2 separate regions of the Homo sapiens genome follow, and region 1 is linked to region 2. Evidence: chromatin contacts called from ENCODE Hi-C data. All regions are on one chromosome and are shown on one strand. Each heading gives the region's core, a stretch centred on a gene start or an enhancer-like site at or near the end of the contact. The rest is flanking DNA. Distances are from core to core; before and after follow the strand shown.

Region 1 (2,978 bases), core at 217-2,716, 130 kb after region 2:
GTTGGCACCTCTCCTCTTCCTTCATGCAATTGCCTTTCACTGTACATTCAAGGAGTTAAGGAAGGGTGGTGTACCCCACACGGGGATGGCCTAACCTAACTTTTTCACCTCCGAAAAACTGAAACTGAAACGCTGCTAGATTAACAGGTAAACCAGAATCAGGTAACAGTGACTGAAAATACTGTTAATTCTATCCATTAGACACACAACTCCACATTTCTTAATAGAAAAACAAGCATCTACATCATGAAGTTAGTTGAAAAATCCTGGCATACTTGCTTTGCAATTTAAAGGTCAAAAGTAAAAACACAAAAACTGCTAAGTAAATTAAATGTAAATCGAGTTTTTCTGGATATCCCGATACGTGGGTAAGGAGACAGCGATAGGGTAAGTTACTTTTTAATCCATAAACACTCTAATTTTTTAAAGATCTGGTATACATTTTTTGTAAGAACAGGCAATAAAAATAGGAAGCACATGTTGAAAACCTGTTTAGTTTTTGTCACTGTTTTAATTAAAGCCTTCAACCCTAGACAGAATCAAAGTGACTTACTGTCCCTCATTCCTTAGAATGTAAATTTTTATGTATACAGCTAAATTTCCACTTTTAAATAAAGGAAACAACACAGCGATGAAGAGACTACCTTTAAAAGTTCCATATAAAAATATGATAGTTTAAATGAAGTATGTATATGTGGTTTGGTTCCCAGAATGAGGAATTCCATAGGAGATAATCTTAAAAATAACTCACTTATTTTCAATATCTGACTGATCATTGAGACTGGAAAACAGAAGGTGAGACTAAATTACATATTTCAATGTGTTTTAAGTATTTTAAAAGGTGAAATCCAAGCTGCTGTGAATTATTAAATTCTGGTTCTAAATTCAGCAAGTGTTACAAAATAATTAGCTTAATGGAAACTAGAAGTTCTTATGCCCTACTTGAAGAAGCACCTGCATATTCTGAAAACCATGATGCATTTCCCTTGTACTGTAACCCAATTCCTTTAATCTCTACAATAGTGTTTGCCCAATTTCATTCTGCCTGCTTCAAAGTTATATTCAATATTTGGTCAACAATATTAGTGAACCAACAACAATATCTAAATTGTTCCTTTTCATTTATATCCTATTACTTTTTGTTGTTATTTTTCCTTCTTTTTGCTATAACATAATAAGCTAATTCATGCTTTTGTCTTAGTTTTGGAAGGAATTATATCCTAACATTTACGCAATATCCCTTTTCCTAACTTAAAATAACTATGAGCTTGCCACTACACTAGTAAATTTGTAATCAACTTAAAGATAATGTCTTAAAAGTACAATTAAACATGTCATAACAGGAGAAAACCCTGGTAATTACGAATAGTGCCATGCTTGCTGGATTTTTAAATAGTAGTATAAGGCTATGAAAAATCGCCACCCAGTGATGCAAATGAAAACTGCAATTTGTTTTTGTGTAAAATGAGTACCCTGGAGGATTACTTCAACTTCATTACTGAATGAAGGAATAGCTATTACCTTCTTACGTGAATAGGAACTGGTTACAAGGGAAAGGATGTTTTTCTACAAGAACTTTTTTCCCTTATTCTTATTCGGCACCACTAGACATTTTACAGAGGCTAAAAGCTTTCGAAATCTTAATGCGGAGAAAGGTTTTCTGTCCAAATGTGAGCTAACTGTATATGAACAGCCCAGATATTCCTATTACCAAAACAAGTGTCTAGACTCTGCCCAGACCTGAATTTCAAGTCATGATGTGTTGATTCCATCAACTCTGCAATGCCATCTAATAATTGTGACCTAAAACCTATTTGTGTTAAGCAGAAATGCTTGCCTAGGGGAAAAGGTATTCTCAAGTGGAAAAAAATAGATAATTTATAGCTTAAACAACATAATTTACTCTGACCTTTCTAGAAATGGGTTATAAAGGCCACATAAGGAGATAATCTAACAAATTCTGTGGTGTCCATATTGATAAAAAGTTGTTGCTACAAATATAATCATGTTTATAAGTTTTTACTTAGCTTTATCATTTAGACATCAACAAACACACAAACCAACAAAATATATTTATTTTTCTGTAATGTACGTATTGCACACGATGCCACAAAAAAAGTTATGTGGATATATGCTAACCATGATACATGTGTATGCAACTAAAAAAACTATCAGAACTAATAAATAAATTCAGTAAGGTTACGGCATACAAAATCAACATACAAAAATCAATAGCATTTTTATATGCCAACAGCAAACAATTTGAAAAAGAAACCAAGAAAGTAATCCCATTTATAAAGCTACCAGTAAAATAAAATACTTAGGAATAAATATAACCAAAGTGAAAGATCTCTAAAATAAAAATTATAAAATACTGATGAAAGCAACCAAAGAGAACACACATAAAAAAAAATGGAAAGATATTCCAAATTTATGGATTGGAAGAATCAGTATTGTTAAAATGTCCATACTACCCAAAACAATCTACAGATTCAATGCAATCACTATCAAAATACCAAAGACATTCTTCACAGAAATGGAAAAAATAATCCTAACATTTATATAGAATCACAAAAGACCCAGAGAAGCCAAAACTGTTCTAAGCAAAAACAACAAAATTAGACGAATCACACTACCTGACTTCAAATTATACTAAAAAGCTATAGTAACTAAAATAGCACAGTACCGGCATAAAAACAGACACATGGACGAATGGAACCAAATACAGAACCCAGGAATAAATTCACACATTTACAATGAACTCATTTTCAACAAGGGTGCCAAGGATATACATTGGGAAAAGGAAGTCTTGAATCAGTGGTGCTGGGAAAACTGGATATCTATATGCAGAAGAATAAAACTAGACCCCTATCTCTCGCCACATACAAAAATCAAATCAAAATGGATAAAATACGTAAATCTAAGACCTGAAACTACGAAACTACTAGAAGAAAGCATTGGGCAAATGCTACAGGACA
Region 2 (3,049 bases), core at 336-2,835:
GGTGGGGGGAACATACTGAAACATCTAAAAGGTAAAAAGTACCATTGAAAATGTGTCTTTAGTCAGGAACGGATGCAAAAACGGATGAGATACAGAAAAGAAAATCCAAAATACAACCAAGTTTTGAGGAAAGTCATAATACATAACAAATAAAAAATCAATGTGGCAGGTTAAATTGGACAAGAGAGGCAAGAGTCACTTTAGGATTTGAGAATTAGAATCATCATTCAGCTGGTATCATGGGAATTATTAAACATAACCTGAAAAACTAACAGAAACTGTTAAGAACCTGGTGAGAATAATTCACTTCGGAGAGATGAAGTAATGTTTCAAATATATTCCCATTACTCTAGCACCGAAAGGTAAGGAGGTTATCCAAAGTTAGAGCTTTTCATGGTTAAGAGTAATACTTAGATAACAAGTTCTTCTGTCTTTTGTCTAGTCTGACTGTTCCTGCACACATCAAACATTAAATATTTATTGAGTGGCTGATGCATGCCACGCACAGGGAACAATGATGAGTCAACCCGAATCCCCACTTCATGGCACTCCTGGTCAGATGTACAAGGTGTTAAGGGACCAGAGGGGAGACTAAATGGCATTGAAGATGAAAGATATTTGAGCAGGGGTTTGAAGGATGAACAGGAATTTGCTCAGTGAACACAAGACGTATGGGATAAAGTTCTTCAGAGAAGTGACAGAAATTGCACAAACTTCAAGAGAAAGGAATATACTCAAGAAATGGTAAGAAACTCTGTATGGTGACACAGAACAGACCTGAACGTTTACACAGAGGAGCAGGACCAGACCACGAAGGACCATATATGCACAGTAGACACAAATTACTGGATTTTATCCTACAGGCAGCTGAAGAGCCTCTGATGCCATCAAGTAAGGCAACTACATGGTCAGATTTGTGGGTGAATGGATTGAATGAAAGTAGGACTGGGCATTAAGGGCTATTACAAAAACTCTTTGTAATAATCCATGTGAAAGATAAGGCCAGAACCACTGTAGTTGCAGTGGGGAGGTAGAGGAAAGGACAGATAAGCAAGGTAGCCAGAGGAGGTAGAAATAAAGTGATTGGTGATCAATTGGGTTGAGAATGAAAGAGGAAGAAGTCAAAGATAATTCCCAGGCTTCTGACTTGAGAAGATACACCTCCATGCCAACTCATTCTATCAGCTTTCCTTTTGGACTTTGGCTCACTCAGATTGGTCACTGCTGCTTTGCCACATTCTCTTTGTCCCAAAGAATGTCCTTGAATGCTACCGACACTGGTGGCATATATCCCAAGGCAGTCATTCCCACCTCTGAGTGGCGGTGATAAGAGAGAAGCACCACTTCTTCCTCTCCCGGCCTCATCTCTACAGCCTTCAGCAACTAACAGCAGCAATCTTTTATAGAACACTCAGTTTAGTTCTGCACACAAATCATTGAAGTCAATATATAGTTATTGTGGACCTCACAGGAGAAGGCACTACGGAAAAGAGAAGCAAAGTGAAACAGCAGGTTTCTGCAGCGTTATTTATATAGTGGAGACAGGAAAACAACACGATGCAAAGCATAGGTTTTGTGGTTAGTCAGGCGCAAGTCTCAATTCCGGTTCCATTAATGTTACTGTTTTTTTTGTGACCTTGGGAAATGGGTATTGTTGAGCCTTGGTTTCCTCCTCTATAAGATATATAGATAATATTGCCTACCTCGTCTGTAAAAATTAATGAGTTAATACATGTAAAGGTCCTACCAGCATTGTGCTTAGCTTATCCAAGATTTTTTTTTAAATTAATGTCCTTCTTTATTTCTTGTCCCACTATGACTACTCAAAGACTTCGTGGCCCTAAATAGAATCCAGGCATCACTAATGAATGCTTCTCTCTATTTGTCCTCCCCCACCTCCACTGATATCTATTGTTGGACAAATGAACCTTCTAAAAGCAAAATAGGTTGATATCTATGTCAGAGACCTCTTGTAGCCTACCCAATATTCATCCTTCCTTTCATCTTTAATAGAATCCTGATTTTTCTGGGGGTAGTAGCAAAGTACCAAGCTAAAGTAGGCTCCTTACCAGGCTCCCGTGCCACTAGGGGTGGCCATATGTTATAATATGGCCAGTAAAACTGTTAGAGATTTTTTGAAAAGTTTCTGGACACAGTTTTATTCTCCCTTTGCTGTCTTCCTCCTTCCTGCTTCCTGGAAAATAGATATGATGGCTGGAGCTGCAATAGCTAACTTGCAACTATGAGGAACTATAGGACTTTGGTCTTAACATTCCTGAGCTCCTGAATCAATACTTTAACTACCTTCTATGAGACTTCTTGTCACATGAGAAAAATTAAGCCCCAAATTAAACCCCTGCCTTTTACTGTAACTCTCAATTGAGCATAATTCCTAAATGATTTAATCAATTCTACTCTACTCTGGCATGATTTTTAAGGCATTAACCATAATTTCCTTCCAATCTAAAAAGAAACTAATACTTACTGAGTATCTAGTATACATCAGATACTGTGTATATAGACATACAAATAAATATTACATATTGACTCACCAAATTCTTATAGTAACCCTGTACAATAAGTGGTAAAGCCAAGATCTGAGCTACAAGTCTGTCTGATACAGTTCACATTCTTACAGCTATCCATACTACAGCAAGGGTTATGAAAATCTGCCACTGTGAGGAACCATCACTCCCGAGACAATCTTTCTCTCTAAGTTAGAAAGGCACTTGTCCTACATCCTCTATACTGATATCAAAAATCCAACTGGTAAGCCATCTAAAAAGCATATCTAGGATTGAAAGTGTATACAGAAGGGAGACCATGAAGTGGCTGATGTGACAAGTAGTGAGACTTGCAAGATGCCTGCGGTACACCCTGCCCGAAAGCAGCTTGGCAAGGTTGATGACCTGGAAAGGAGGCTCCTTTCACCTGCATCTTCAAATCAATAAGGACCCTGAAGAAATCACATCGCACTGGAGGTAAGTGTGTAGCTGACTGCCATACTCCACCTGAGGCATGGGAGAGACAGGTTAAGGAAGGTACTCAA

Evidence for each region. Hi-C counts contacts between places; a loop is a spot of excess contacts on that map. Pooled maps may share reads with other maps.
Region 1: a map with no recorded cell type shows a loop between it and region 2 (6-fold over the local background). The contact joins two enhancer-like sites. A Hi-C loop is called at or near these places in 18 of 37 single-sample maps with no recorded cell type and 6 of 50 pooled maps.

Annotation. Positions count from the first base shown.
Region 1 is chr7:7,680,124-7,683,101 of GRCh38, reverse strand. The region is part of intron 4 of RPA3 (replication protein A3); the gene reads left to right. The region is part of intron 2 of UMAD1 (UBAP1-MVB12-associated (UMA) domain containing 1); the gene reads right to left. Among named protein-coding and RNA genes, the nearest start is that of RPA3, 37 kb to the left of the region's middle. Within about 2 kb of position 1,466, at least 10 of the 41 ENCODE cell types and tissues checked have a DNase peak (open chromatin) inside an H3K27ac peak, as active enhancers do.
Region 2 is chr7:7,814,772-7,817,820 of GRCh38, reverse strand. The region is part of intron 3 of UMAD1 (UBAP1-MVB12-associated (UMA) domain containing 1); the gene reads right to left. Among named protein-coding and RNA genes, the nearest start is that of RPA3, 98 kb to the right of the region's middle. RefSeq lists enhancers at 528-617, 1,486-1,675. Within about 2 kb of position 1,585, at least 3 of the 41 ENCODE cell types and tissues checked have a DNase peak (open chromatin) inside an H3K27ac peak, as active enhancers do.